Linked DNA regions of Homo sapiens: regions 1, 3, 4 and 5 are each linked to region 2. Evidence: chromatin loops called from intact Hi-C (ENCODE). Cell type or tissue: PC-3. All regions are shown on one strand. Links, peaks and the distances in the headings refer to the core of each region. The heading gives the core; the rest is flanking DNA.

The links. A loop is a pair of places that touch in the nucleus more often than their neighbours do. Peaks named below come from ENCODE experiments on the same cell type or tissue, not always from the same donor. Only the 100,000 strongest peaks of a DNase experiment are listed, where the experiment ranks them.
Region 1: a loop joins it to region 2, with 13 times the contacts of the local background. A loop is called at or near these places in 52 of 110 quality-filtered maps.
Region 3: it touches region 2 in a loop (6-fold over the local background); 8 of 110 quality-filtered maps call a loop at or near these places.
Region 4: it touches region 2 in a loop (3-fold over the local background); 2 of 110 quality-filtered maps call a loop at or near these places.
Region 5: a loop joins it to region 2, with 7 times the contacts of the local background. A loop is called at or near these places in 15 of 110 quality-filtered maps.

Annotation. Positions count from the first base shown.
Region 1 is chr5:97,227,548-97,233,984 of GRCh38, forward strand. No RefSeq gene overlaps it. Among named protein-coding and RNA genes, the nearest start is that of RIOK2, 48 kb to the left of the region's middle. In PC-3, for the core only: CTCF peaks have their summits at 3,696 (motif pointing right) and 3,904; a DNase peak (open chromatin) is centred at 3,694.
Region 2 is chr5:97,531,397-97,537,833 of GRCh38, forward strand. The region is part of intron 2 of LINC01340 (long intergenic non-protein coding RNA 1340); the gene reads left to right. Among named protein-coding and RNA genes, the nearest start is that of LINC01340, 30 kb to the left of the region's middle. In PC-3, for the core only: a CTCF peak has its summit at 2,881 (motif pointing left); a DNase peak (open chromatin) is centred at 2,955; H3K27ac peaks cover 628 bases.
Region 3 is chr5:97,425,551-97,431,987 of GRCh38, forward strand. No RefSeq gene overlaps it. Among named protein-coding and RNA genes, the nearest start is that of LINC01340, 76 kb to the right of the region's middle. In PC-3, for the core only: no CTCF peak of the experiment used is centred there; no DNase peak of the experiment used is centred there.
Region 4 is chr5:97,983,089-97,989,525 of GRCh38, forward strand. No RefSeq gene overlaps it. Among named protein-coding and RNA genes, the nearest start is that of LINC02234, 150 kb to the left of the region's middle. RefSeq lists an enhancer at 2,647-3,846. In PC-3, for the core only: CTCF peaks have their summits at 3,224 (motif pointing left) and 3,425; a DNase peak (open chromatin) is centred at 3,173; H3K27ac peaks cover 952 bases.
Region 5 is chr5:97,293,776-97,300,212 of GRCh38, forward strand. No RefSeq gene overlaps it. Among named protein-coding and RNA genes, the nearest start is that of RIOK2, 110 kb to the left of the region's middle. RefSeq lists enhancers at 3,971-4,090, 4,131-4,180, 4,191-4,250. In PC-3, for the core only: a CTCF peak has its summit at 3,512; a DNase peak (open chromatin) is centred at 3,516.

The DNA.
Region 1 (6,437 bases), core at 879-5,878, 300 kb before region 2:
CTGTGCCACTCATTTGCTAGTGAATATAGGCAGATCACTTAACCTGTTTGTGTTCCTCTTCCTCCTCTGTAAGATGCTGGTGATAATCATAGTCTTAGAGTTGGTTAATATGTAAACAAGTGCTTTTTCAGTATGTGGCACATGGTAAATACACAATAAATATAAATTATTGTTATAATGGTACAAGAATAATAAATAATTTGGGGACCTTTGGTTCTCAACAAGGAACAGTAGTTGGCCTCTGTCTTAGTCCATGTAAGCTGCTATAACAAAATACCTTTGAGTGAGTAATTTATAAACAACAGAGATTTACTGCTCACAGTTCTGGAGGCTTTAAAGTCTAAGACCAAGGTGCTGGTAGATTTGGTGTCTCGCTCTCTGCCTCATAAATGATGCCTTCTTGCTGTGTCCTCACATGGCAAAAAAGGGCTGAAAAATCTCCCTCCGGCCTCTTTTGTAAGGGCACTAATCCCATTCATGAGGGCACAGTCTTTATGACCTATTCACCTCCCAAAGGCTTCACCTCTTAATATCACCACAAGGAGATTTGGTTTCAACATATGAATTCTAAGAGGATACAACAAATATTCAGACCATGCTAGACTCATTTTCTTTCCTCCAGGAAGCTTTGGACATTCTCAGAACCTCAATATTCATTCTATAGATTGTTTAACCAGCCATGCAGCCAGACACAAAGGATTTTATTATATTTAGGGAAATCTTTGAAAAGCATGATTACATTATAAAAATGATTTATTGAAGATGTTAACATAATATTATTATTTCTTCCAAACTTGTGAGAAAGAAAATCATGGATAGGATTTGGATTGAGAGCTTGGTGTGACACAAATGATCAACCATTTTAAAACATCTCTGTTCTTTTTTTGGAAGAAGTTCTGGGATAAAATCTTATTTTCTAATTTTATGTATATTCTAAATGTATTTCTGCTTAGTCATATCAGACATTTTCTTAATTGGGAGAGTTGTTTTTAAACCCTCTTATATAAAGGCAGATTATTTTGTAGTAGATGAAGATTCCTTGACTGAGCTGGGGGAAGAAGGGATTTAGGGCCTATCAGATGGGTATGGAGGAGAGGACAGGAGAGGGTGGAGGCTGAAGAGGTGGAGCAATGATGGGATTTGGCTTAACTGGAGGGGTAAGGAAATAGAAGGGCTTCTGAATTGCTTCCTCATCAAAACTTTAGGGTAGTAAGCAACCTCTGAATGTCAGGAGAAAGTGAAGGAGATATTCTGAAACTTATTCAAGAAGACTTTTATTTCGTCTGTGGAGGTGCTGCCACATGTGGTAATGTCAGCGGTAGCAGACATCTAAGTTACACTGAGTTACTGGTGGCATATCAATATAGGTCTGCAGCAACTTCAGTTCTTGCCTTCTCAGAAGAAAGAATTCAACTGGGGTACATAAGGCAGAAGGAGAGACTGAGGCATGTTTCAGAGCGGGAGTGAACGTTTATTAAAAAGCTTTAGAACAATAAGGAAAGGAAAGAAAAGAAAAGAAGGAAAGTACAACTGGGAAGAGGACCAAGGGGTTGACTTGAGAAACCAAGTGCACAGCTTGACCTCTTGACATGGGGTTTTATAGGTTGACATACTTCCGGGGTCTTGCCTTACTTCTCTCCACTCCTGAGGTCTTACTGGGAAGCTGCTGATCAGTTTCAGGTGTTTTCTATCTTTTAGGAGACGGCTTTTCCCTGGTGCCAGCTGTGACCAATTATTACTTTAGAGAAACAGTTAACAACTGCCTGACCATCACCTGATGTTTGCCCAACACTCCTGGTGTGTGTGTGTGTGTGGGAGCCCTCTTCTGCCCTGCTCATACCTGACTAGCTACCTACTGTTAACAGTAACTGCCTCATGGAGCAAGAATGAAAACAAGCCAGTTTTGTGTGGTAAGCCTGGCCAGTTTGGATTTCACGTCTAAATGAGTACAAATAGTTTATATCCTAAAATTCTGCATGCCCTGGTCAAATAACCTTTGCATTCAAAACAATTGATTGAAACTTTTATGGTACAGTATGGTTGATTCTGAAGATGCAGAAAAGACTGTGCTTTTCAGATCCTGTCCTAAAGAGTAGTTGAATCCTTTGCTTGTGGAAAATCAACAGAGGCAGAACAGAAACTTCTGTTGGCAATTTTCCTTAATAGTTCAATAAAATGTTTCACCCTGCTATCTTGTGATATATTTGTAGTTCTGTAAATATACTATGGCACTTGGGGTGAGACAGGAAGGAAGAGGGACATGTCTAATTATAAAAATCAGTGTGAGCTGGCTGGCAGATATGCGCGGAGGAAGAAAAATACCATGTTACGTGATGACATCTTTCTTATCATACAGTGTGCTTTGCCGCCATTGTAAAGTGCTCTTCTACTGTGTATTTTATTTTTTTCTTAGTGACAACCTTCAAATGAAGTGTGCTTTTGTAAGAGTCTTTTCTACAATGTAGAATCCACACCAAGAACATGCGTAGAATGCCCTACCAGGATTTTATCTCTTTGTGCCTGGCTCGAGTTTGTACTTGGTATGATCTCTTATTTTAGGAACTAGCCTGAGGCATCCAGACCCTTGCTGCTGCCATCCCTAGAGAGACAAAAATGAAGGAAATAGAGTTGTACAAGAGAGGAATTTAAAGAGATCTCCCCCAACAGTTTTCAAGCTGCTTTTTCTTCTCCCTTCCTGTCTTCCTTCTCTTTTCCTCCCTGTCTCCTTCCTTCCTTTCATTCCTTCCTTCCTTCTTTTTTAAAGCCCTAAGAACCATTTCTTCTGTTTAAAGTTTGTATGGAGCCCCAAAGGAAGATAAAATAAAGACTGCTCTGGTAGAAGCATAGATAAGTACCCAGAACTCTTCCTAGTTGTGGTTCTGGGGAGAATAATTTGAAAACACCCAATTAATTATATTAAAAACAGAGACCTAGACATTTGAATGATTTGTTATAGTTTCTGATTTTGACTTCAGAGACAATGTGAGTATGCTGAATTCTCCTGGTAATGGGGAAATTTTTGACATGATTTGCCAAATCTAGCTGTTGAAGTTTTAGATTTCCTCTGTTTCTTACTTGTTTTAATAGTAAGTTTGACTATAGTAGCAAAATCATGTGGGTCAATTTTGTTTCCCACTTTTCTTTATAATTTTAGATAAGATCATATATGTTTTACACATAGTTCTGTTGTAATAATTGTGGGAAAAGTCTGGTAGATGTAAAGCTGCACATTTTAGGAAAGACTAGTCTGGGTGCAGTGGCTCACATCTGTAATCCTAGCACTTTGGGAGGTTGAGGTGGGAGGATCACTTGAGGCCAGGAGTTTGAGACTAGCCTGGGCAACATAGAGAGACCCCTGTCTATACAAAAAAAATTATAAGAAGAAAGACTAAAAACTTCCTATTCTCTAAGACAAATGTTTATTCTGTAATTGCAATGCAAAAATATTATTTGAAAGCTTATAAATGAATTGCTCCCCCCAAATTACAGTTTAGCAAATCTGTAATCTCTTGAAAAAAAATCTGAAACGTCTTTAAAATTTTTTTAGCATTTCTTACACTGCAACATTTTTCTATTTTTCTTCTATGTCCTAAAGAAGACATCTACCTGAAATTAGGACATTATGTGTGTAACATTACGTGATTGTGAAATAGCTGCCTGCTCTAGAAGGTCCTTGTTCCTCTAGGGGGCAGTGCTTTACTTTTACATCACCAACCCGGAGTGAAAATATAAGAGCAGCTTTGTTTCTTAAAAGACTAGAAGTAGTTCATTCTGCTCATTCTCTCTCTTCGTTTTAAAAATGTATTGTACAGCTGAGACATTTAACAAGACATGCTTTTAACCAGAAAATATCCAAGATAATTAGAACTTCCATAAACATATTTGATTTGGAGTTTTTAGGGAAGATTTCTTTGGCTTTACCTCTTTATTTTCTAAGAAAGCATAGAATGAGCTTGACTTATGCTCCAAATTTAGTTATTATATAATTGTATTGTCCTTTCTGAAAGATAAACTTTCTTCCCCCTTAAAAACAATTTTGATTTAAGGTTCCAGATGTGTCACTTGACTTGCTAAAAAACAAAGCAAAGCAAAACAAAAACCAGAAAGCCAACCAAAACCCAAAAAGCCAATCAAAACAAGAACCATAACATCCAGTTTGTTCTCTTTGGTTCTACTTTTCTATTTTTCATGCAATTTAAAATTTTAGACTATTTCCCTTGTGCCACAGACTTCTTTTTTTTTTTGTGGTAGTTCCAGAAAACAAATGGATTTATTAAGAAAACAAAATCCGCCTCCATTTCTTTCAGCCCATTCTCATCCCATACTTCTTAAAAGCTATATGTGTATATATATATATGTACATGTGTATATATGTATATATATATGTACAGGTGTATATATGTATATATATACATACGTACATATGTGTGTATATATATATATAGTGTATATATTAATATATATACACTAATGTGGGCAGCAGAATTCAAAGATAGTCCCCAAGATTTCTGGACCCAGGTGTACATATACATCTTCACCCAGTTATTCTGCCAAACACTAATGTAGGTACTGCTATGAAGAGATTTTGCAGATAAATTAAGATCCCAAATGCAGATGAATTAAGATCCTTAAATTAGGGAGATTATCTGGGTAATCTCACCTAATTATGTGAGCCCTTTAAATCTGTTTCTAGAGATCGGAGACAGAAGTCAGATAGAGTTGAGATGTGAGAAGGATTCAACTTGAGAGAGGTTCTCTATTGGTGGTTTTGAGACAGAAGGGAGCCATGGGGCAAGGACCTGCGACTGGCCTCTGGTGGCTGAGAGTGGTCCCCAGTTGACAACCAGCGAGAAAACCAGGAAAACCACCATAAGAAACTGAATTATGACAAAACAAAATGAGCTTGGGGTCCACTTCCAAGCTCATTTTGTTTTGTCATAATTCAGTTTCTTATGGTAGTTGTCTTGATTTTCTTGGTGGTTGTCAACTGGGGCCCACTGTCAGCCACTAGAGACCAGTCTGAGGTCCTTGCCCCATGGCTCCCTTCCATCTGGGTGTTATTTTAAGTCTCCAAGTTTTTTGTTATGCAGCTATAGAAAATCAATACAATCAAAGTAAGCACATTTCTTTAACATTATTTTTTAAAGTTGGCTTGAAAAACGGAAGTTGATACCGAAAAAATATGTTCAGCATTTGGGGATTTGCCATACCCTTTTATAGTGGTGGTTTGCTGGCCAATACCCATGTTCCCCTTTTCCTGGCGACATTCCCTAGTGGGTTGACTTCACACCTAGTTCCAGAGGTGAGACTCAGTTAGCTCAAGTCATTTGGAGTGTATCATTTAGGGCATGTGACCCAAACTGGTCCAATTAGAATAAACCCCAGGAGGATTTTGGTGGGAATGTTGGGGTAAATACTTTCTTTCCTCCTTTGAGCTTAGTGATGTGATTATTGAGGTTTATAAGTATTAAAGATTCAAGGGAGAGCCTAGCATTTCTCAGGGGCTACCATGTGAAGCCTAAAAATTAAGCAACCCAGAGGAAGAAAAGTTAAGGAGGATTCTGGTTATATTTCAGTCCTGTATTAGGCTGTTTGTGAATATAAATCTGCTCCTTGATATGAGCTAATAAATCTTTCTCTTCCCTTAAAAATTTGTTTAAGTCTATTTACTTTGAGTTTCTCGATTCTTACAAATGAAAAATAAAATCCAGACTGATAGACCAGTTATCTCTCTGATTTTCATACTTTTCCTCATCTTTCAACATAGAATATGTTCCAGACTAGTAAACTGTAATCATCTGCATTTATTTCCTTTTGTCTTTGTCTAGTCTTTTAAGTCTAAAGATAAAAATTGGTTAAAAATTATAATAACATATTCTAATATTTATTGTTCTTATATTATCTGACGGAACAATCTAGAAAAATAGGTATTATGGCTTTCATAAACTTATGACACATATTTGAAGGGTATTAATTTATTATTGGCTTTGTATAAACTTTTTTCTTTTGGAAATTCTGTCAATAAAGTAGAACCCATTTTGTTTAAAAGTTTTGTTTCAATCTAGTGAAGATATAATATAGTTCTCATTAATTGACATTATAATTGCCTATAATTATATTGACAGAAACAGAGTCGTGTGTGAAAACAATTAATATTTGTTCTGTATAAAGATGAAAACAGTTGTTTTGTATTGTTAAAATTAGTATTCAGTGCCTGCTTTTAGTACCAATCTTGCTAGCAGAAGCGAATAGACTCTATGATGCAAAATGTGATATTGCGAGCATAACACTTTGTCTTTAGTTATTTAAAATACCTTTGAAATATGTGTATTTTAAATGTATAGGTGTGTATTGAAAACTTAGTTTTGTTTATTTGTTTACTTGCTTTTTAACTTTTAGACCGTTTCCTTTATTTCAGGTATTAAATTGTTTAGAAT
Region 2 (6,437 bases), core at 833-5,832:
GGAGCAGGCTGGAGCAACCACAGAGGCAGAGCCAAGAGATGGGGCAGTAGGAGAATGTGGTTAATGTGTCTGGAGTGGGGCGAGGTGATTTGGAAGGTTTCTCTAGAGGCAAATGGTAGACAGCCATGTCATCTTGTGTGATCTCCCCATGGTGGCAAGTCAATTTTCCAGTTGTTCACGCCCCAAATCTTGGAGTCACTCTTGACTCCATATCTCTTCTGTAGACTACATCTAATTTTGCTCCCAATCACCTCTTTCGGGGTTGCTATTGTAATCCAAGTCTCCATCATTTCCAGTTCAAACTGAAATTGTTGTATGTTTGCCACTTCCTCCCCTGATTAGTTTCAACATAGCACTCAGAGTAGTTCTTGTAATGTTTAACTTGAATTATATCACAGCTCTGTTCAGAACTCTATTTCCTGTGGCTTCATGTCTTAAAGTAAAAGCAAAAGTCTTAAAATTGGCATATAAGGTTCTATGTTATCTGTCTCCCCATACATATATTTGTTCCTTTCTGAGCTAATTTCCTAGCACTTTTCCTCTTCTCATTTGGCTACACACAGGGCACTGCTCATTCAGCCTTCAGCTTGCCAAATGTGCACACACCCCAGGGCCTTTTCACTTACTATCTCCTCTGCCTGGAACATGTGTCCCCAGATATGCATATACTTACTCCTCTACTATATTCAGGTAGCATCTCTTAGGCCAGCTTTTTAGAAAGTCTTTCCCTTGCCATCCTTGATATTAGCATTTCCTTCAGTCACCTGATATCCCCAAATTCCATTGTATTTTTCTATCAGGCACTTGTCATGTGACATATTTTTATATGCTTATTGCTTTATTGTTTTAGTCTAACGTTAGAATGTGAGCTCTTGGAGAAAAAGGAGTTTGTCCATCTTGTTTTCTTTGTCCTATCACCACAGCCTACTATAGAGCAGATCACAGAGGAAGTATTCAATAGATATGTGTTGAATAAATGATAGATGCTTCTGATTTAGAAGCAATAATTTTTCCTCAAGTATGCTTCTTTTTCTCTTCTTTGTTATGTTAGTTTTATTTAATACTCATGGCTAGGTGCGGTGGCTCATGCCTGTAATCCCAGCACTTTGGGAGGCTGAGGTGGGCAGATCGCCTGAGGTCAGTAGTTTGAGACCAGCCTAGCAATCATGGCTAAACTCCATCTCTACTAAAAATACAAAAATTAGCCGGGCATGGTGACAGGTGCCTGTAATCCTAGCTACTCAGGAGGTTGAGCAGGAGAATCGCTTGAACCCAGGAGGCAGAGGTTGCAGTGAGCATTGCATTCCAGCCTGGGTGACAAGAGCGAGGCTGTCTCAAAAAAAAAAAAAGACTCATAAATTCCCATTTAAAGAAACATACTGATAATAGTTGTTTAGTCTTCTCATGGCTAGACTAACTGGTATATCTGTAGCACTTTGACATATGGGATGTGTGTTTAGTAACCTCCCATTTAATGCTTTAGTTAATACTGTAATACATAATTTTGTACTCTTCTACATTGTACTTTTGTTATTTAAAAAGCTTTCTTGTAAGCAAGTGTCTTCATTTGCTATTGCATCTGTAACAAATTACCATAAATGTAACACACCACAAATTCATTATTGTACAGTATTGGTCAGATGTCTGACACTGGTTTCCATGGGCTGGAGTTACGGTGGTGGCAGGGTTGGTTCCTTCTGGAGGCTCTGGGGTAGAATCTGTTTTCTTGCTTTTCCAACATCTAGTGACCACCTACCTTCCATGGTTCATGGCCCCCTCCTTCATCTTCAGATCTGGCAGTGTGGCACCTGTGACCTAGCCAGAAAAAGTTACCCACTTTTAAGGATTTCATATGATTAGACTGGGTTCACCTGGATTATCTCTCCATCTCAAGTTCCTGAAGCCTAATCACATCTGCAAAGTCCCTTTTGCTATGCAAGGTAAGATATTCACATATTCTGAGGCCCAGGGTGTGACTGTCTTGGGGATTAGGGACCTTAATTGGCCTGCTACAGAAGAAAAGAAAACATTGCTATCTCTCATGCTTGTTCCTGCTGACCTCTAAGACTAATATCTTATTTCTCTCTTTTTCAGAACAGCTTTCTTAAAAAAAAGATCACTATCTGTTCCCTCCATTATTCATTTCACTCTCACTTTTTGATCTCTTGTAGTTAATATAACTTCAAATTCCACAAACATTTTGAAAATATTCTCTCCAAGCCTGACACTGACCTCCTAATCACCAAAATGTGCTGATCTTTTGCCTCTGTGTATTAAAATAGGTCTGAGAAACTAGTAGGCAGCTACACAGTTCCCATAACAACTGGGAACGATGGAGCCTGATGGCTCAGGCCAGCCTACAGAACCCAGATGCCACTCCCTGTCGTGTAGAACTTGCCCCCTGGCCCAGTAATGACCCACTCTTGCCCTCATGTAGAAATGTGGCTCGCTTTTCAGCTCATTCATTTCTCTTCCATGTGTTTCCATTTCTCTTCCATGGAACATTGTTCCATGTGTTCTCTTCCATTCATTTCTCTTCCATAAAACTCTCTAGCTTTACACTCTTTCTCCAGAAGTTTAGCTTTTCTTGTCATGTTCTTTTTGTAACACCCACCCGTCTTTCTCACTGCATTAACATAAAAATCTCAGCTCCTTGGTCTTTCTGTTTTCTAAACAAGGTTTTTGATGTCTAAACCAGGTGCCCCTTTTCTGTGGGGAATAATTCTGAGAAAAACAGCCTTTTCTAAAGTAACTTAAGTGCCTCCCTTGTTACTTGGTCACTCTCTTTATTCAATCTTGCCCTCCTTGAGGGCAGCACTGAACAGAACCATAGCTTTAGGGCACTGCTCTGAAAAGACTTGTTATTGGGCCCTGAGTGAGGGTGACCTCTGGTGGACACAACTGATTCTTTTTTCTCATCATGTGTTATTGCTGCTATTGCTATGTTTGTTTAAATTGTGGTTAACCATTTTTAAGTGTACAGCTCAGAAGTGTACAGTCACATTGTTGTGCAATCAATCTCCATAACTCATTTCATTTTGCTAAAGTAAAACTATAATCCAGTAGTAACTGTCCATCTCCCCCAGGCCCTGGCAACTTCCATTTTACTTTCTGTCTTTATGAAACTGACTATGCTAGGAACTGCATGTAAGTGGATCACATGGTGTTTATCCTTTTGTGACCAGCTTATTTCACTTAGCTTAATGTCTTCAACATTCATCCATACTGTAGCATGTGTCATAATTTACTTTCTTTTAAAGGCTGAATGGTATTCCATTGTATGCAGAATACCATATTTTGCTAATCTATTCATCTGTTGATGGACTCACGTTGCTCTCACATTTTGGTTATTGTGAATAATATTGCTGTAAACATGGATGTACAAATAGCTCTGGACACTCTGCTTTCAATTCTTTTTACTATAGACCCAGAAGTGGAATTGCTGGATCATCTGGTAATTCTATTTTTTAAAAACTTTTTTTACTGATACACAATGAATATACATATTTTCATGGTACATGTCATAATTTGATACATTAATATAATGTATAAAGATCAAATCAGGGTAATCGAGATAATAATCACCTTAAATATTTATGTCTGTGGTGGGAACATTTGAGTTATTCTCTTCCAGCTGTTTTGAAAGGTACAATAGATTAATGTTAATTAATGTTAACGAGTCACCCTACTCATGTCTCAAATACTAGGTCTTATTTCTTCTAACTGTATCTTCTAACTGTATATTGGTTCCCATTAATCAATCTCTCTTTATCTGACCCTCTGCCTTTCCCACCTTTCTGGTTTTCTAGTAACCACCAATCTACTCTCTGTCTTCGTGAGAAGTCCTAACCACAGATAATTCTATGTTTATTTTTGGGAGGACTGCCGTACTGTTTTCCACAGCAGCTACACCATCTTACATTGGCATCAACAGTGCACAGGAGTTTTGATTTCTTTAACACTTATTTTCTGTTTTTATTTTAATACACCTAATAAGTTTGAGGTGGTATCTCATAGTTTTGTTGTTGCTGTGTTTTTCCCACTGTTTATTAATCATACACCATGTGTCAAGAGCTTTTAACACTCTTGGCAATCCTATGAAGTAGGCATTACTTTTCCAACTCACTGTTGAGGAAATGAAGGCTCAAAGAAATGAAGTGAGGTATTAAGTAGTAGAACTGGGTCAAATCTAGGTCTGTTTATCTGAGGTGCATACTTTGAAAGGTGATGCTCCCTCATATTCAGTGTACCTGGTTTGTTTTAGGTTTCTATCATACTCAATTGTAAAATTTTTGAAATAATCTTTTTTTCTCTTCCCGTCACTAGGAACTCTATCTATTGCTCGCAGAGCTAGAAAAATGATAAGGAGATTAACTGCCCAGCATTTTGTGGACCAACATCTCTGGGCTTTATTGTTCCTCTTCTTCACTAGTTGAGCACATATTTCTTGAGTGTCTATGTAACATACTATATTTGGCCCTGAGAACACAGCAGAATAGGCAAGCTAGATCTCTCTCAAAGCACATAGGGGCTTTTAATCTTGATGATGACTTGTTGATCTATCTCATGATGCCGTGCAAAGAAGTCATTTGGTCAGAAACCACTGAGGATTCTTTAATAGGGATCTTTGAATGCCATAGCGGGATGGGTGAAAAGCAGGGTGTTGTACAGGTTGAAGGTAGTTGGCAACATCTGAGGCTCATTAGAGGAACAACTTCCAGATCCCTATGTCCTACTGCCCACTTGGCCACCTTTTAAATTCTACATTCTTTTTCCTCTAGGGTCTCCTTATTTTCAAGATTCCAGTAATCACCTTTGTGCATGAGTCTTTACCTCCACCTCTCTTTGATATCTCCTCCATTCCTGGGGGCCTGTACACATGTTACCCACGTGACATTTTCTCTTGAATGTCATGTTGTACCTTCAAATTTTGCATTCAATTTTCAAATTCAATTTCAAATGTCCCTTCAAGTTGCAAATGGGCTCATACTTCTGATATCTCTTTTCTATTAGTGTTACTTTATATTCACTTGGGCTTCAAACTTTAAAGTCATTTCTAATCTGTCTTAAGTCAACCAACTACTCAGTATTAGTAATTTGTCCTTGTTGACATTCTTTTCGTATTGAACCCAACTAACCAAAGAGCAGAAGGAACACACCTGTTGTCAATAAAACTAGAATTATTTAACTTGCTGTGGCAAAGAACATACTTTAGGAAAATCTCACAAGTGTTTCAGTGAGGTAATTTGGGATGGTCTTCTAACTGGGTTTGAGTTTGTATGGATGATTTTGAGGAAGGCTTAGGGAAGTGAAGGCTATTTTTTGAATCAGGGACATTCAGTGATTGAAGGTCAATAATTTTTATCTAAAAGGTGAGAGAATTAAAAAATGCTGGAGTTATTGATAAAACAAACAAACAAACAAAAACTCCAGGAAACACTCAGAGAAAGATGATATGAATCAGAGAAAGGTAAATTTAGCATTTTGTGGTCAGACAGTGGCCTTGCCTATGTCTTTCTCTGAACATGGTAATGGAGTAGACTGAGAATTTTCTATTTCCGATTATGAACATCACAATCTGGTTTCATTTTCCCAACAGGGATTTACTTTTCTTTCTTCCCTCACCTTCCATCCACATCTGAACTTATCCCCTCCTGTTTGAACAATTGGAGGAGCCATTTTACTTTCCTGTGCCTCTCTCGCTCTGCCCACTCTACTCTGTTCTTCACATCATTGCTGAGTCAAAAAACATGACTTTAAGCTTGTTACTCTTCTGCACAAAAGACTTCTTTGGGTTTCTATTGCTTATAGAAAAAGTCCACAGTCATTATTTTGATACTCAAGGAAGTACACACTCTATTTCCAATCACCCTTTTCAGAACTCCTTCTCAGGCCTCCCTTACTTTTTAGTCTAATTTGAATATAATATTTGCTTTCTAGTTTTTATGCCAGTGAATGCTTGATGTGCTGTTAATATATATATATATTTTATATTACATATATAATACATTATTATATAAAAAATACGGATTTTTTGGGGGGGTCTAGAACAGACTTGCTGAATGTGAACCTTCAAGTGGGAGTGTAGGTAACAGAGATTTTATTTTCATTTTGTTTCTCTCTCTCTCTTTATTTATTTATTTATTTATTTATATTTTTTGAGATAGGGTCTCACTCTGTTGCCCAGGATAGAGTGCATTGGGGTGATCAGGGCTCACAGCTGCTTTGACCTCTCAGGTTCAAGTGATCCTCCCACCTCAGCCTCCTCAGTAGCTGGGACTACAGTCACATGCCACCATGCCTGGCTAATTTTTTATTTTTATTTTTATTTTTTGTTGAGACAGGGTTTCCCTATGTTGTTCAGGCTGCTCTTGAACTCCTGTTCTCAAGCAGTACTCCTGCTTTGGCCTCGCAAATTGTTGGGAATAATAGGCATG
Region 3 (6,437 bases), core at 623-5,622, 110 kb before region 2:
CTTTTTCCTGCTGTTCATTGTAGTGATTTTACTCACTTTTTTTCTGGTGGGTCAGTGCTGCTAAGTAGCCCTTTCACCCTGGGGTCTCATCATCACAGCTTTTGTCAGGAGCCAGTCTCAACAGTGATGTCTCCCACTATCATCCCCAGCCTGCGGAGGGCAACCTCCACCACAGAACTTTTTAAGGATGCTGCTGCTCACTTTTCTGATGTATTTCTTGACATCACAGTGAAGGAAAGCCTTCTAAGGTATAAGGAACGGGGATGGATGTGTAGTCTGAATGTGATAAATCCATTTCTTAAGTTTTTGGATTCTTCCAATGATGCTAGAGAGTTCTAGCTTCTTGACTTAATTAACCGTAGGTCATGATAATTTTTTAGTTAACTAACCAAAAAAATGATTATAGCCACTTCTCAGCTGCTTGAACTAAAAAATGAAGTTCAGAATTTCCAGAAAGTGTACTCATATCAATAAATTCAATGTAATCCGTTAAAAATCAACATATGAAATTACAATTTAAAAACAGTACAATCCATACACTTTAAGTATATGGATCAAGGACTTTTGAAATTTATACAATAATTTTTCTTGTGTTCACTTATAGTTAATCTCCCTAACTCCCTACCTCCAGGCAACTACTGATCTAACTTTCATCATGATAGGTTAGTTTTGCCTGTTCTAGAATTTCATTTAAATGAAATCATATAGTATGATTATTATTATTTGCTAAGTAAAAGGTTTCTTTTACTTAGCATAATGTTGTCTTTTTCAATAGTTCATTCCTTTTTATTATTGAGTAGTGTTCCATTGCACGGATATACCACAGCTTGTATATCCATTCACTAGTTGATAGACATTTGGGTTTTTCCCAGCTTTTGTATATTCTGAATAATGCTGCTGTGAACATTCGTTTTCAGTTTTCATGGACATATGTTTTCATTTCTCTGGACCAAATACTAGAATAGAATTGTTGGGTTATATGGTCAGTACATATCTGAATGTTTAAGAAACTCAAACTTAATCTAATATTATCTTCTATTCTCCTTGGTCTAAGACATTTAGAATTCATTTTCAAATATATTCCTCTGGTTTCTGCAAAAATATATTAGCAAAATCTTGCAATTTTGGGGAAATATATGTGATCTCCTGGGTCACACCTTCCCTGAAGTTTGCTGGGATCTGTCTGTAACTATAGGTGTAGAAGTACTAAGAGGTGTTGGGGTGAAGAATTGATAACTTCCTAAGGTGAGTTGAATGAATATTACCTTAGGCCAAGGAGAACAGCAAAAATGGAGTGAAAACTAAGGGCAGAAAGCATAGACTACAGAATGCTACTATAGATGGGTACACCCCACCACCTCTACTCTCAAAGATGACCTGGTCTCCTACTTCTATGAGGAATGATCTCATATAAAAAAATCTACTCCTCGGTTTTCATCTTAATTTCTTTGTGGAATCTAAGCACCCTTGATGCCTTTTCTCCTAAACTTTTCTCCATTTTTGCCTTTCATGGATTAATCTGTTCTGCCCCTTTGACTAGCTTTTCTTGTCATTTTACCCTTAGATACTGAATTTATCCCAGAGTTTCACACTGGAACTTCTTTACTTTGTATGCATCTACACCCAGACTTAATAAGCATTTAAACATGAAATGGTTTGTAAAAATATAATTCTTCCTGTTTCAGCTTTTTACTGAGGCTCCAGATTTCAAGAGCAAAATAAAAGCTGCCAAATAGAAGTGCTAGACAACCTATTCTGGGTATGCTAAAAAATTATGAAGTTTTTTTTTTTCTCTCCCGCTTTTAGTGATTACCTTTTCCCAGCCTTCAAGAGAATGGAGTTTGAGGTGTTGGAGCAGAATTTCCTTGGAGACAGTAGAGGGAGTGCTCCCAAATTTCCCACCCCATTGTGGTGCTAGAGGTTCAAACTTTCTCCTTTTTTTTTGCCTCAGACCAAATGGGGTGGTTTGCCGTGTGACCAATATAATGGAATGTTAAGAATACAGAGTTTTCTTAAAATGATGTAGTATTCAAAGTAGAAAGGTATTATAAATGCAGAAGGTTGCTATGTCTGGTAGTGAGTGAAATGTTTTTGTTGTGTCATAGATGCCCTTTTTGTTTATAGGTCACTACAAAAGCTAAAATAGCTTGCCCTTTTTTTTAAAAAAATGTAAGAGCACAACCTTTTCCTTGGTGGTGTGTGAAATGATTGGTAAAGTTCATTAGATTGGCATACAAGTTGATGCACACACTGTGCCATTTTCCGTAAGTCATTTACAAATGTTTTGCTCTGTGGTTTTTATTTAGTATACAGAATAATATGAAAGTGAAATGAGTGGTTTTTCTGTTTTCCTCTTTACCGCTTCTTTTGGAGAAGATCTGTAGCTTCATTTCACCACTGTAAGTGGGGCTATTAACATTTACTACATTTAAATACTTTCTAAAACAATTAAGGTTTTTAAGAAACATATAGCTGTATAGACACAGAGCATTAGACATCTATGGCAAGCCTTGAATTCTCATTCTCTCTTTGAATCTACGAAAATCTTTTGAGCTGCCAAATATAAAGAGGGACACTTAGGTTTTTTTTTCATTTTTGTGATAAATCTTGGAATTGATTTTAATTTTTTGTAGCACACAATATTTTAGATTGATGTGGAATCACATTCACTTAAAATCATACAGTGATTTGTGGAAGGTAACATTTGTTGTTTAAGGATTACATTCCATGATCAGAGAAACTTTGGAGTGAAAGATTTGTCCTGAACATTATTCAGTTAAAAAAATTGATTGTCAACATTTCATAAACTATTCTAAGTTTTCCTCTTTTCTTAAAGATGACCCAGCAACGTTGAGTCAGCTTTACTATGTGTTGAGTTGGTAGAAACTGCCCCTTTTAGTCAAAGCTTGTTTTCTCTGAGTTCCCATAGTCTTCACATGGATTCAGCCCTCTGCCTTTTTACTGTCAGCCTAGAACCCGTAGGCATTTGAGATTTTGGCTCCTGGAGTGCCTAGTTCTGAACAAGACATAGTACTAGTAGACATTTTCAAGTTCTGTTTTTTAGAGCCATTATTTTCCCTTATATTTGTTTGCTCCTACTGAAAAATTCTTTCAAACTTTAATTGAAAATTTAGTGTAATTTTTCTTATATTGTAATTTGCTTGTGGTTTTAAAATGTTCAGTTCTGAAAAATAATATATGAAATTCAAGTGATGATTAATTTTACTGTTTAAGTACTTTGAGTATAAAGAATGAGAAAGACATTTCTAATGTATTTTTTAATTAGTACAAAATGAATGCAAATAAAAATGGCAAGAATTGTACAGTGTACATATTCATGATACATACTATTTGCAATGATGCCTGTACCAGGGTTGCTACTTAGAATTCTAGACATTTGAGAGATAAATAATTGGAAAGAACCTGATTCTTATCCAAAATATTTGTATATATAATTTAAACATTATGAATGTATATTGAATTTGTAACGTTATAACTGGATTGAAATATATGTATAGTCTTTATTTCAAGTATTTAAATCTAAAATCAATAGATTGATTTTTGTAGTCCTCCTGAAAATGTGGACGGTCTCTATTTGTACTCAGGCCTAAGTAAATTTGCCCCTGATTTAAAAAAAATCATTTTGTTCTTTTAATATTTATGATCTTTAAACTATTCTGTTCCTTTCTGAAAGCAAAGATAATTTGTTTAAGCATGTATCTATGCCAAATTTTAAACAACTATGCTATATCATAAAATTATTTTTAAGCATGTGTAATTTCTTTCAGAGGAAATTATATCTCTGTAAATCATACAAATTACTTCATTGAATATTGTTGTCAAACACAGAGCATTAAATCATGTTTGATTTCTTTCTCTCAGAGTTTAATACAAGGACATGTTTTTTAGTCAGGGTGAATGGAGAAGAGAGGGTAAAATAACATGAAGGCCCTGCAAACCCTTACTTGCAAACCCAAAGGGGAAAACCCATTGAATCGACTATTATTTGGTCAGATCTTCTCTTATGGAGAATTCCTACTCCTCTCTTACTCCCTTCTAGAATAAAGGCAACATGACAGGAAAGTGTAGCCAATATATAACGAAGTGCTCAATACCCAATGCTGCTCTTTTGTAAAGACTGCAAAGTGAGCAACTAACTGTATGATGTGCTAAATGTTGCCAGATGAAAAGCTAGGGAAATGTAATTTTTGTTTTGGGCACTCTCTTTTTCTTTGTCTTTCTTTATTCTAGTCCCAGTTCTGTCTGACTCTTAGGTATTTTTCTCCTTGCTTTTACAGGCATACATCTTGGGCTCTGGATCAGCTTCACACTGACTATTCACTGACTATGAAATGACTTTTGGTGCCGTGATTGACTATCATAGAAAGTCATTGGGAGGTGTAGATTCAAAGAAACCTCAGTGAATTCCTTGACTACTTACACCAGAATGTCAGTGTTGTAAGGAAAATCATAGTAACCCAGTACAAACACTAGAAACATTGAAAGTATTTGATCCCTCATGCCACAATTCTTTGTTTGCACTCCAAGCATTTATTACCCCACTGGTTTAATTTTATTTAAATTAATACATGTGCTTCCCTATTTTGGGATATTTTGTCCCAAGTTTTCTTGGGACAGGAACTATGTCTTCAGAGGCAACATAGTGTAGCAATTAGGAGCTAGTAATTAGCATATTCTAGAGACAGACTGCTTAGATCTGAATCCTTGTCTACCATTAACTAGCTGAGTGATTTTGGGCAAGTGACTTCACCACTCTGTGTTTCAATCTCAAAGAGTGGTTGTGAAAACTAGATAGATAAATATGTGCAAGATGTTCATATGGGCTCCTAGCTAATAGCAAACATGTGTGCCTCTTTGCAATTCTATCATTGATCTTTGTGGCCTCTGCACCTAGTGTGGTACCTAACATTGAGTAGGTTACAAAAAACGTTATTGAAATAAATTGAGGAAATGAATGCAGATCTGTGTAAAAAGCAAGAATTTTACCATTAAGAGACTCTAAAAGTTAGACCATTTAATTTTCCTCCTTTCCTTTCCTGGCTCTCCTTCTTGCTCTTGCTTTATAGAGAGACAGTTTTGCAAATCCCAGGTTCTGGTGCTTCATAAACTTTCATTGTATAGCCTCTCCCCAGAAAATGTTATCTTTCTGTAATATTAACTCTCATCCTCTAAACATGTAACGCTGAAGTTGGAGCCAATTGTATTGGGTTGAATTATCTGTCCTTCACATCAGTTTCGAAAGCTAAAATAAAGGTGGGGGAAGAGTAGTAGCTGATTTCTAATTCTAAAAATTCTGTGATTTTAAAATATCTTTTCATATCCAGACCCATATTCCCAACAGACAGTTAAGACTTTTATACTTTATATTTCAACTGAATTTATCATTTTCCCACTCAAATGACCATCTTTGGTGTTTCCTTCTGTTGTTCTCTTATCATCCTCACTTGGAAACTTGTAATGGCCTACTAACTGATTTACTTGCCACATGTTTCTCTCTTCTGCAGTTTGTCTTCCACATCAGACATTGCCAGAGATGCACTGCCAGAGTTAGTGTAAAACACATATCTGATTATGTTGAGTTTCTTTCTTTCTTTTTTTCTTTTCTTTTCCTTTTTTTTTTTTTGAGATAGAGGGTTACTTTATTGCCCAGGCTGGAGTGTGGTGGTGTGATTATAGCTCACTGCAGCCTCAACCTCCTGGGCTCAAGAGATCTTCCCATCTCAGTCTCCAGAGTAGCTAAGACCACAGGCGCATGCCACCATGCCAGGCTAATTTCATTTATTATTTTGTAGAGACAGAGTCTTGCTATGTTGCCTAGGCTGGTCTTGAACTCCTGGCCCTAAGGGATCTCCCTGACGTCAGTCTCGTAAAGTGCTGGGATTACAGGTGTGAGAGCCATCAGTGTGTTGAGTTTTTAAAATCACTTGCCATTGCTGAGAAATACAAACTTTTCAACTTGAAATCTCAACCCCCTTCATCTCATTCTGTCCTAATATATTGTACTATTATTCATTCATTTACTTATTAAATCAGAAAATATATACTAAGTACCTAGAAGAATGTATCATGAATTATGGTAGGCATATAAATGAATGAGAGACATAATTTATTAGACATAAGTTCTAATCCTTGAAGAACATACAATCCAGTGACACAGCCTATAATCCAATAGGTAGAATATGGTGATGGGTGCTGTGCAAGAAGAAGGAGGGAAGAAGGAAGCTGAGTGTGCAGCAAAGACACCTGCAGGGACACATAGAACCAGGCATTTGCTGAAGGACACCTGGATTGCACAACCAGCGGCTAACTTGCATGAAAAAACATTCTAGGTAAGTTCCATAAAGGATCCCAAAAGGGGTGCCAAGAAATGTCATAGATCTGCTCGGGGACTGAGTTTTGCCTTCCCAGGTATAAAA
Region 4 (6,437 bases), core at 584-5,583, 450 kb after region 2:
ACACAAAAGGCACATGGAAATTGGAGTGATGCAGCTATAAGCCAAGCAAGGCCAAGGACTATGAGCAACCCCAGAAACTACACAGAGTTAGGGGAAGGATTCTTCTAGAGCTTTCAGAGGAGCATACCCCTGCCAACACCTTGATTTTGGACTTCTTTTAGTCTCTAGAACAGTGAGGGACTATATTTCTGTTGTCATAAGCCATCCAGTTTGTGGCAATTGTTACAGCAGCCCAAAGAAACTAATGCAGCCCTATATATGAAAAATATGGTAATAACCTTACATTTTTTTTCAAGGAGAAATAAATATAGTAGCTTAGAACACAGATTCTGAAACCAAACTTACTGGGTTTAAATCCCATCTCTGCCAGTTACTAGCTATATGAAATTGAGCAACTTAACCTCTCTCTTTCTCAATTCCTTCATCTTTAAGTGGGGATAATAAAAGCGTATAGATTATAGGGTTGTTATGAGTATTTTAAAAGTTAATATTTGTATAGAACTTAGAACAGGACCCTGCACATATTAAATGCTATATAAGTGCATAAGTGCTTTTTCATTTGGTAGGGTCTTTCCAATATATTCCCTCATAGCCACCCCTGAAAAATGTTTTTCCACCACAAAATCTTACCTTTGTTTGCCTATTACCCCTTCGGTAATTTCTCTTAACATTAAACTCTATCAAACTTAGAGTTAACTAATCTTGAAACAAATTTATGACATGTTCCTGCTATTTAATTATTGCAAAAAATAAGCAGAAATGTATTTATTTGTTGAGTGTTTATCAAGCATCTACTGCACACCAATTTTTGTGTTTGAAAAAAATAAATTCATACTCTATAATAATAGAGTCTATAGTCTAGTGGAAATATTGAATGTTGGAGTAATTCACTATATACATTCTCCTTTGATATGAATACTTACTTGAATTACTGGAAGCAGAAACATTAAAATTTATAGAATTCAACATTATTTGAAACTTTGATTGCATTTTGTATTTGCAAACACGTCTTCCATCTTTTCACATCCTACACCTTGCATTTTGCTACTCCTCAGATCCTGTTTCAGGAGGATATGCCACTCTTATTTACAGAGAGGAACTGGAGTCTTGGCTTAGACCAAATGTAAAGGAGTCTCCCCTTATCTGTGGGGTCACTTTTCTGAGTTTTCACTTACCTGTGGTCAACACAATCCGAAAATAGGGAGAACAGTACAACAAGATATTTTGAGAGAGAACACATTTATATAACTTTAATTACAGTACATTGTTATAATTTTCTATTTTCTTCTTTGATATTGTTAATCTCTTACTGTGCTTAATTTATAAATTAAACCTTATCATATGTATGTACATTTAGGGAAAACATGGTGTATCTAGGGTTCGGTACTACTTGCAGTTTCAGGCATCCACTGGAGATCTTAGAAGGTATCCCCTGTGGATAAGGGGGGATTACTATACTATCATTTCTTATCAGTTTGATATTCAATGGTTTCTCTTTGAGATGCTAAAATGTTAAATGAGTTTTTGCATATTAATTAAGTCTAGCCACACAAATCAGAAGAAACTAGGAATGGGACACATGGAAATAGGTGACACCTGCCCCAGCTTTCTATCTGGTATATTCCTTATTTTTAGATATGAAAATATCTTTTTTTGTGTCAGGACCACTGATTAGCAATGACACAAAAAATTAGAGCTTTTAGTGATCACTGAAGTTATTTCAGTATGCTTTGACTAAGGATTTGTGTCCCTCCCCAGTGAATTTGGGGAGGGATGGTCCCTTCTGTCCGTTTGTTTAATACCCCACATTTCTCTGAGAAGTCCTATCATTTTGATCATTTCTAATTTAAACGGAAGGACACCCTTTGTGCATTCTTTTCTCGTTGCTGTTTCCAACAGCAGTGGTTTAAATGGGAAGGCTGAGACTATAGATTCCACCACATCACTTGAAATGCCAACTTGGCAGTAATCATTTTATTCTTTTTAGTTCAGAACATGTATTTTAAAAATGAATGGGTATTGACTAGTTAACAACTAGAGATTTTTTTTCCAGGAAACAATTTCCTAGACTTTAAACCAAAATTTGGAGCTCAAGAAACACTAAAGAAGACAGTACTCTATGTAAAGTAGTTATTAATTGGGGTTTCACTGTAGGTCTATATGCAAATCTTAACTTTTAACCAAAAAATATATAACAATATAAAGTGCAAAAAGTTTAAGCTTTACACAGAAAATGTATGATACAAAATCACTTTTAACTTAAAAGGCAGTTTAAAGTTTATCTGTGAAGAAAGAGAAACATTTTGTACATAAATCCTCCCAGTTTTCATTGACAATGATGGTGTTATTTAAGCATCCCTGTAATTAAATGTCACTTTAAAAATAATGGACGTGTCAGGGTATCTTTTTAAATGGAAAAAAAGTATATTTTTGTAGTATTAACAGAAGTAATACTCAACCAAGATTTCCCAAATTACAGAATAAAATTAATATCTTCTTTTTTTCCCCCAGCAGTGATCTCTTTTCTATGATTCCTTTTCTGTGAACATTCAGGACTATCTGAACGAAATGGGACCCCCATCTCCTGCCACTTCTGGAGAACAAACAACCCACTCAAAACCATTTACCCATCATCACTGTCCAGATCATTGCACAGGGTGGGTTTATATGATATGCCCACTCTGAAAATGTGGCTAAGTATTCCAATCATAGCTGTTGCCAGTGTTTCCCACCATTGCTGTATACTCTTAGTAAATGGTAGTTGTTAAAAATATAAAATAGGCTTGCTTCATGAGAAGAAGAAAGTACTTTCTCTTGTAAAGTTCCTTTAAGCATTGGCATAGTAAGTGTTCCTTTTCTCATTGATACCATAGTTTTTTTACTGTGTTTTGTTTTGCTTTCTTCAGATTTTAAAGGAAAAATAAGGTGATGTTGCTGATTTTCAGAAATATTTTCAGCTTCAGATATCTGTGATAAAAATGAGAAAAAAGAAGTGGATGTTCTGTCAGAAGGTATTGGTGAGATAGGAGACCCAGAATTGGGAGAAGCAGCTTAGATGGAGAGCAACTTAAATGGGAGAAGTGATGAACATGCGTGAGAAAAAAGTGACTCTGCTCCCTTTGTGATCGGGGCGAACATGACTAACTGATCCAGGAATTTGTTTCATTTGGTCACGAATGGGCTTTGCAAATCCTTCCTAATGACATGACAGTGTCACCTACTGGCAAAGCAGGACCCTATGAGGCATCTAAAGGGAGATTTAGCCAGATATGTTGTTTATCAGAAGCCAGGTACTTCCTCCACTTTTCATCCTCCCTACTTTTCCTTTCTACAGAAATGATTTTTTTTCAGGACAGTAATTTAATAAACATACATACTTTGTGCTCAGCACTCTACTAAATGCTTTTATATACATTATTTCATTCTACATTCACCAAAGTGTAAAGAGATAGGTGCATTTCCATTTTCTAGATGAGGCTCAGAGAGGTAAAACAACTTAAACAGACAGAAAGTTGTAGAATTAAGAATGATACATGTTAGACTCCAGAAAGCATGCTCTTTAGCTCTGTAATAGATCATTCTGTCTCTTCAGTTTAAATGCAAGGGACATTAATACCTCTCTAGAATTTTACTCAATTCTATTGTCTTCCTCCTAATTTACTTCTTAACTACCTAATTCTTGAAACGGATTAGAAGCAGATGTAAAGAAGTGTCCTTATTTTCTTCTAGGTATGTCTTTGCATTATTGAAGTGTATCTCATTCTTTAGATTGCCTAGTCTTAAAGTCCAGGTGGCTAAGTTTATTCAAGCAATTAATTGGTTGATTGAGAGGTAAAATACTATAAAACTGATTGATTGACTAGCATGACAAGACTCCGTATAAAAGTGGATGTATTTGTTCATCCATTACCTATTTCTTAACATTTTCTAGAAAATTAAGTAGCTACAATATACAAAAATAGAATATAGCATAAATATAAATTAAAAGATGTAATAATGAATCTACTTTTACCAGGTGTAGTCCCAGCTACTTGGAAGGCTGAGGCAAGAGGATCACTTGAGACGTTCAAGGCTGTAGTGCACCATGATTGCCCCTTGTGAATAGCCACTGAACTCCAGCCTGAGCAACAAAGTGAGACCTCATCTGTAAACAAACAAACAAAACTGCTCCTGAATTTCAATGTCAATTTATTGTAGAAATCTTAAAAACTTAATCCTCCTAAAATAATGCTGTTTTTAGGGGCAACACATAATTGTGTACAATTTCATGTTTCTTTTGAAGTGATAATTAAAAATAATTGAAACAGTTATTAAAGAATAAAGACATTGTGACAAAGAAATGACCGGGAACCACATAAAGCAAGATATTTTGTACTTTCAAATAATGCTGATTTTTAGGGCTAACAAGTTTCAGTAGTAGCTTAATAAATATACATTAAGAAATGCCCTTTCTGAATTCCATTTTATGATGTTCAAGTACAAAAAATATTCATCCATTGCGACTTTGAACTGTGAAATGGTCAATGAAGAGGTGAGCGGCACTTAACTTGAAGCTAATGTCTCATCGAATTGTTCGAACTTCACTCCTTGGTCATAAGGTTTTCCAGATCCAGAGCAAGGTAGCCATATGGCATTGATATTCGAAATACAAAGCCAAGTATCGGTTTTAAAAACAGTATTATTGATTTTTTTCTTCTTTTCCAATTTTCTCTTTTTGAAATTGTGCTGCTACAAATTTGAATTTTAAAATGTCTTATTTTTCAAATTTGTATTGTTTCATCTATTGAATGGTTTTTACTTTAAGGAAGTTCAGAAAGTTTTTATGTTCTCAGCCATTCTTTTTTATAGAAAATATCTTAAAAACTGAAAAGCCTCTGAAAGGCTCAGGTGAACGAAAATAGAAAAAAAAGTATCTATCTCACTCTTCTTTTTAATTCCTCTTTAATGCTTCCCTTACAAATATATTGGAAAGAAAACTATTTAGGTGGTACAAGGCTTCTCCCTGGTTTCATTTTTCTTGCTCGTATATACAATTAATTATTTGTGGCAGCATTATTTTTACTTTGGAGCCCTGATTTCCCACAATTATTGGTCTGATGGAGCTCAGACCTGTGTTTCAGAGTTAAATACTCTTCCAAGAATTTCCACATTATAAAACTCCCCAACCAGCACTAAACTGTACACATAAAAATTGTAAAAATGGTAAATTATATATGCATATTGTACCTTACAATTTTTTTTATAAAAAATAAAGATTTTTTTAAAAAAAACAAACAAATACCTCCTGCCCCACAAAAAAAATTTCTCACCCCATCCAAGTACCAGTCACTAGACTCTAACAAACAGTTCGGAATTCAACTGGTGTCCAAAAGGTTAACAACATTACCAAGGTGAAGGAACCAAATCGGTATCATACACTGGAGCCATGGGGAAGCTTTTGGAACTAGGATTTCTGAGAACTTTTTACCATATACAGCAGGGAAATCTTTGTAAAAAGGAGGAAATTGGTATAGTATATTCTGCTGCTGGCACGAAACGTGTTTTTACCAAACTAAAGTATCCTGTAGTTCAAAAATGTTATCACAAGATTCCATTTGTGTATCTATTTAAAGTTTTGGTATATTTTCAATAAAAATTAATAAAAATATTTCTTCTCATAATATGTGGTTTAAATCCAGATTATTTCACAATATGTGGTTTAAATCCAGATTATTTCACTGTAATATGTCTTGATAGAGTTTTAGAATATTGAAATAGGGTATTAAGATGCTTTAAATCGATTACTGATTTGAACATTGTAAGTGTATATTTCTATTTGTGTGTGTGTGTCATATTCAAATATGATTAATCATGTATGTTGGTGTGTGAACATATGCATATATAAAGCATTTTTATCAGCTGTTTCTGGCTTCATACCACAGAGAACAATCTGAACTGTCAAAGAAAATTAAACCTTGAGTAAGAATTCCTCAAGCTAGTGCATATCATTTGTTGTTTTCATTTTCCTGAAATGAAAATATTAGCGTTGTTACTACCTGAATAGATTAAAAGACTAAAGAAAATTTGTTCATTAGAGATTTAAAAAAAGTGGCAGTGTTTGTAGAGTCAGGCATAGTACCAGCATGACATGGATCAAATTTGTCCCAATAATTTGAATTATTGTTATTATATTTGGGTGGTGTGTGTAGTTGGGGGGGGAGTGGTTGTTGTTTCATATTTTCCCTTAGGGGACATAAGTAAGTAAGTATTTACAGTAAACCCATAGTGAGTTCAGATGAAGCAAGAAAGGTAAGTATTTATCTTCATAATTTCTTAGACCAGAAGAAGTAAAAGTTATTAAATACATAATTAAGCATCCATAAACAAACTAAATAATTACCTTTGTACCTTGTACTTATTATGAAAGGTTTATAATATGTAACTCATATGATGTGAAG
Region 5 (6,437 bases), core at 674-5,673, 240 kb before region 2:
GTTTGAAGGATAATTTTGCTGGATATATTATTCTAGGTTGAGTTTGTTTTCCTTCAGCACTTTGAATATGTCATTTCACTCTGTCCTAGCTGGTAAGGCTTCTGCTGAGAAGTCTGCTGCCAGACATATCAGAGCTCCTTCATATGTTATTTGCTTCTTTTCTCTTGTGGCTTTTAGGATTCTTTCTTTATCCTTGCCCTTTGAGAGTCTGATTATTATATACCTTGAAATCATCTTTTTTGGGTTGAATCTTATTGGTATTCTGTGACCTTCTTGTACCTGGGTATTCTTATCTTTCTCTGTGTTTGAAAAGTTCCCTGTTATTATTTCTTTTTTTTATTTATTATTATTATACTTTAAATTTTAGGGTACATGTGCACAATGTGCCGGTTAGTTACATATGTATACATGTGCCATGCTGGTGCACTGCACCCACTAACTCGTCATCTAGCATTAGGTATATCTCCCAATGCCATCCCTCCCCCCTCCCCCCACCCCACAACAGTCCCCAGAGTGTGATGTTCCCCTTCCTGTGTCCATGTGTTCTCATTGTTCAATTCCCACCTATGAGTGAGAATATGCGGTGTTTGGTTTTTTGTTCTTGTGATAGTTTACTGAGAATGATGATTTCCAATTTCATCCGTGTCCCTACAAAAGACATGAACTCATCATTTTTTATGGCTGCATAGTATTCCATGGTGTATATGTGCCACATTTTCTTAATCCAGTCTATCATTGTTGGACATTTGGGTTGGTTCCAAGTCTTTGCTATTGTGAATAATGCCGCAATAAACATACGTGTGCATGTGTCTTTATAGCAGCATGATTTATAGTCTTTTGGGTATATACCCAGTAATGGGATGGCTGGGTCAAATGGTATTTCTAGTTCTAGATCCCTGAGGAATCGCCACACTGACTTCCACAATGGTTGAACTAGTTTACAGTCCTACCAACAGTGTAAAAGTGTTCCTATTTCTCCACATCCTCTCCAGCACCTGTTGTTTCCTGACTTTTGAATGATTGCCATTCTAACTGGTGTGAGATGGTATCTCACTGTGGTTTTGATTTGCATTTCTCTGATGGCCAGTGATGGTAAGCATTTTTTCATGTGTTTTTTGGCTGCATAAATGTCTTCTTTTGAGAAGTGTCTGTTCATGTCCTTTGCCCACTTTTTGATGGGGTTGTTTGTTTTTTTCTTGTAAATTTGTTTGAGTTCATTGTAGATTCTGGATATTAGCCCTTTGTCAGATGAGTAGGTTGCGAAAATTTTCTCCCATTTTGTAGGTTGCCTGTTCACTCTGATGGTAGTTTCTTTTGCTGTGCAGAAACTCTTGAGTTTAATTAGATCCCATTTGTCAATTTTGGCTTTTGTTGCCATTGCTTTTGGTGTTTTAGACATGAAGTCCTTGCCCATGCCTATGTCCTGAATGGTAATGCCTAGGTTTTCTTCTAGGGTTTTTATGGTTTTAGGTCTAACGTTTAAGTCTTTAATCCATCTTGAATTGATTTTTGTATAAGGTGTAAGGAAGGGATCCAGTTTCAGCTTTCTACATATGGCTAGCCAGTTTTCCCAGCACCATTTATTAAATAGGGAATCCTTTCCCCATTTCTTGTTTTTGTCAGGTTTGTCAAAGATCAGATAGTTGTAGATATGTGGCATTATTTCTGAGGGCTCTGTTCTGTTCCATTGATGTATATCTCTGTTTTGGTACCAGTACCATGCTGTTTTGGTTACTGTAGCCTTGTAGTATAGTTTGAAGTCAGGTAGTGTGATGATACCAAAGTCGGGCAGAGACACAATCAAAAAAGAGAATTTTAGACCAATATCCTTGATGAACATTGATGCAAAAATCCTCAATAAAATACTGGCAAACCGAATCCGGCAGCACATCAAAAAGCTTAGCCACCATGATCAAGTGGGCTTCATCCCTGGGATGCAAGGCTGGTTCAATATACGCAAATCAGTAAATGTAGTCCAGCATATAAACAGAACCAAAGACAAAAACCACATGATTATCTCAATAGATGCAGAAAAGGCCTTTGACAAAATTCAACAGCCCTTCATGGTAAAAACTCTCAATAAATTAGGTATTGATGGGATGTATTTCAAAATAATAAGAGCTATCTATGACAAACCCACAGCCAATATCATACTGAATGGGCAAAAACTGGAAGCATTCCCTTTGAAAACTGGCACAAGACAGGGATGCCGTCTCTCACCACTCCTATTCAACATAGTGTTGGAAGTTCTGGCCAGGGCAATTAGGCAGGAGAAGGAAATAAAGGGTATTCAATTAGGAAAAGAGGAAGTCACATTGTCCCTGTTTGCAGATGACATGATTGTATATCTAGAAAACCCCATCGTCTCAGCCTAAAATCTCCTTAAGCTGATAAGCAACTTCCACAAAGTCTCAGGATACAAAATCAATGTACAAAAATCACAAGCATTCTTATACACCAACAACAGACAAACAGAGAGCCAAATCATGAGTGAACTCCCATTCACAATTGCTTCAAAGAGAATAAAATACCTAGGAATCCAACTTACAAGGGATGTGAAGGACCTCTTCAAGGAGAACTACAAACTACTGCTCAAGGAAATAAAAGAGGATACAAACAAGTGGAAGAACATTCCATGCTCATGGGTAGGAAGAATCAATATCGTGAAAATGGCCATACTGCCCAAGGTAATTTACAGATTCAATGCCATCCCCATCAAGCACCCAATGACTTTCTTCACAGAATTGGAAAAAACTACTTTAAAGTTCATATGGAACTAAAAAAGAGCCCGCATCGCCAAGTCAATCCTAAGCCCTGTTACTATTTCTCTGAATAAACTTCTCTCTCTCTGTCTCTGTCTCTGTCTCTCTCTCTCTCTCCTTCCTCTTTAAGGCCAACAACTCTTAGATTTGACCCTTTGAGGCTGTTTTCTAGATCTTGTAGGTATGCTTTCTTCTCTTTTCTGTCTTCTCTGACTGTATTTTCATACAGCCTATCTTCAGGTTTACTAATTCTTTCTTCTGCTTGATCAATTCTGCTCGCTAAAGACTTTGTGTTTATTTTTCAATTTGTCAATTTAATTTTTAAGCTCCCAAATTTCTGCTTGATATTTTAAAAAATCAATTACTCTTTGTTAAATTTCTCTGATAGAATTCTGAATTCCTTGTCTGTGTTATCTTGGAGTTTGTTTAGCTTCCTCAAGACGGCTATTTTGAATTCCCTGTCTGAAAATTCGTATATCTCTGTCACTCTTTAGTCTGTTTGGTGAGGTCATGTTTTCTTGGATGCTCTTGATCTTTGTGGACATTAATTGATGTCTAGGCATTGAAGAGCTAGGTGTTTATTACAATGTTTGCAGTTTGGACTTGTTTGCACCCACCCATATTAGGAAGGCTTTCCAAGTATTCAAAGCGAATTGAGTGTTGTGATCTAAGATTTTGGTCAGTGCAGCCATATCTACATTAGGGCGCACCCCAAGCCCAGTAACGCTGTGACTCTACAAGAGTCACAGAGGTGCCTCTGTGACAAGAGTCACAGAGACTCCTAGTGGTACCGCTTTGGTGGTGGTTTGGATAAGATCTGAGAGAATTCACTGGATTATCAGGCAGAGACTCCTGTTCTCTTCCCTTGCTTTCCCCCAAACAAATGAAGTCCCTGTGCTGAACTGCCTGGGGTTGGGGAAGGGGTGTCAAAAGCACACCTATAGCCACCATGACTGGGACCCTGTTGGGTCCAACTTATAACCAGCCCAGGACTGGGTCTTGCTAAAGGTCTGTGGTCACTATTGCCTGGCTAAAGCTGATGTTTATCAAGGGCCAAGGGCACTTTAGTCAGGAGGTGATGAGTCTAGCCAGGCTTGTGTCTTTCCCTTCAGGTTAGCAAGTTCTCCTCTGGCCCAGGGTCGGTGTATAAATGCTGTTCAGGAGCTAGGGCCTAGAGTCAGGAGCTTTAGGGCTCTTCTTGATGTTTATTTTACTGTGGCTAAGCTAGTACCCAACTTCTAAGACTTAAGTCCTCTGTATTCTTCCCTCTCTTTTCCCCAAGTAGGAATCTCTCCCCAAGCTGCACTGCCAAGAGTTCTGGGAGGGGTGACATGAGTAATCTCTTAGCTGCCACAGCTGGTGTTACACTTGGTCACATGCACCCCAAGTCCCATTGCCTCTGAGATTAGTGCAGCACCAGGCCTTGCCCAAGGACTGTAGTCCTTTGGGCAGATGGCCACTCAGTTTTATTCTCTTACCTGCCACAGCTGGTATAACACTGGGTCACATGCACCCCAAGTCTTATTGCCTCTGAGACTAGTGCAGCACCAGGCCTTGCCCAAGGACAGTAGTCCTTTTCGCCAGATGGCCACTCAGTTTTATTCCAGGCCCTAGGTCACTTTAGTCAGCCAGTGGTGGAACCAGCTGTGATCTGGGTTCCTCCTGCTGGGGCTGAGAGTTTCCCTCCGGCCCAGGGCTGGTCTAAATGTTTCCTGTCGATACCAGCAAAGCTCTCTGCCTTGCATTGTGTTTTGCTATGACAGGTAGCACTGAGTTCCAATGCAAAGTTCAACACTGACTTCACTCTGGTTTCCCAAAGCATAGTAATTATCTGGACTGTACTGCCACGAAATGATGGAAGGGTGGTATAGGCAATGCAAGACTGCCTTTCCTACCTTCTTTAATGCCTCTTTCCTTGATATTTTGTTAAAAGCAGGTACAGTAATCACTCACTTTTTTTTTTTTTTGGTTCTTATGAGGATGCTTTCTTGTGTAGATAGTTGTTCAATTTGGTGTTCCTGCAGGGGGGTGATCGCTAGAGAATTTGGCCATGTTGCTATGCCTCTTTTGTCTGTCTAATACATAAGCTCTTTATTTTCATTTTTTATATTTTTAGACAGTCTTGTTCTGTCGCCCAGGCTGGAGTGCAGTGGCATGATCTCGGTTCACTGCAACCTCTGCCTCCCGGGTTCAAGCAATTCTCCTACCTCAGCCTCCCAAGTAGCTTGGGTTATAGGTGCATGCCACCACACCCAGGTTGTTTCTGTATTTTTAGTAGAGCGGGGTTTCACTATGTTGGCCAGGCTGGTCTCGAACTCCTGACCTCGAGATCCGCCTGCCTTGGCCTCCCAAAGTACTGGGATTACAGGCGTGAGCCACCATGCCTGGCCCTGGTATTTAATACTGAAGCAACCATACGACCAAGCAGCAGGTATATACCATGGGATATATACCTGGGGGTTTATTGTTGTGTGCTGAGAAAGAATTCAGGACACGGACACATGTGGGTGGGTTAAGGAGTGGAAATGATAGACACAAGAAAGGGGAGAGGAGAGAAGCGGACTGCAGCAAATTTTATAGGCAGGCTGGAGACGATGGTGTCTGATGTATGTAGGGCTCACAGATTGGTTCTATCAGATATGATGTCTACATAGTGCACAGGGAAGGCTGGTGGCCCCACCCTAATATTATTATGCAAATGGACTTTCCAGTTGATCAGTGCCATCTTGTCTGCTCTTTACTATACTCTTGGCTGACAAAGAAGAAGGAAGATGAAGCCGCCATTTTGAACATGTCTAGTCCCTAGTTGCTGCTGGCCTTGACCCAGGCAAGCTCCCAGCTTGCTTATCTGTGTCTGCAGCCTGATTTTACAGGCTGATTTTACAGAAAATGATGTGGGGCTGCTTTTCATTAAAAAAAAAAAAAAAAAAAGAAAAGCCTTACCGAGGGCTCTCATGCTCTTGCTATTAGCCTAAGTAATTCCTTCTTAACTCCTATATCAATACTATCAGATTTAAAGTGATATTTTCATTTCAAATTTTAAATTTTAAAAAAAATGAAATTAAGGAAATATCAATTAGATTTAATTTTTTTGGATCAGAAAAGCTTGTTTGTCATAATTGATTTTATTTTATTTTTTATTTTTTTATTTTTTATTATACTTTAAGTTGTAGGGTAGGTTGCCATGTTGGTGTCCTGCACCCATTAACTCGTCATTTACATTAGGTATATCCCCTAATGCTATGCCCTCCCTCCTCCCCCTACCCCACGACAGGCCCCAGCATGTGATGTTCCCCTTCCTGTGTCCATGTGTTCTCATTGTTCAATTCCCACCTATCAGTGAGAACATGCAGTGTTTGTTTTTTTTTCTTTGTGACAGTTTGCTGAGAATGATGGTTTCCAGCTTCATCCATGTCCCTACAAACGACATGAACTCATCCTTTTTTATGGCTGCATAGTATTCCATGGTGTATATGTGCCACATTTTCTTATTCCAGTCTATCATTGATGGACATTTGGGTTGGTTCCAAGTCTTTGCTATTGTGAATAGTGCTGCAGTAAACATACATGTGCATGTGTCTTTATAGCAACATGATTTATAATCCTTTGAGTATATACCCAGTAATGGGATGGCTGGGTCAAATGGTATTTCTAGTTCTAGATCCTTGAGGAATC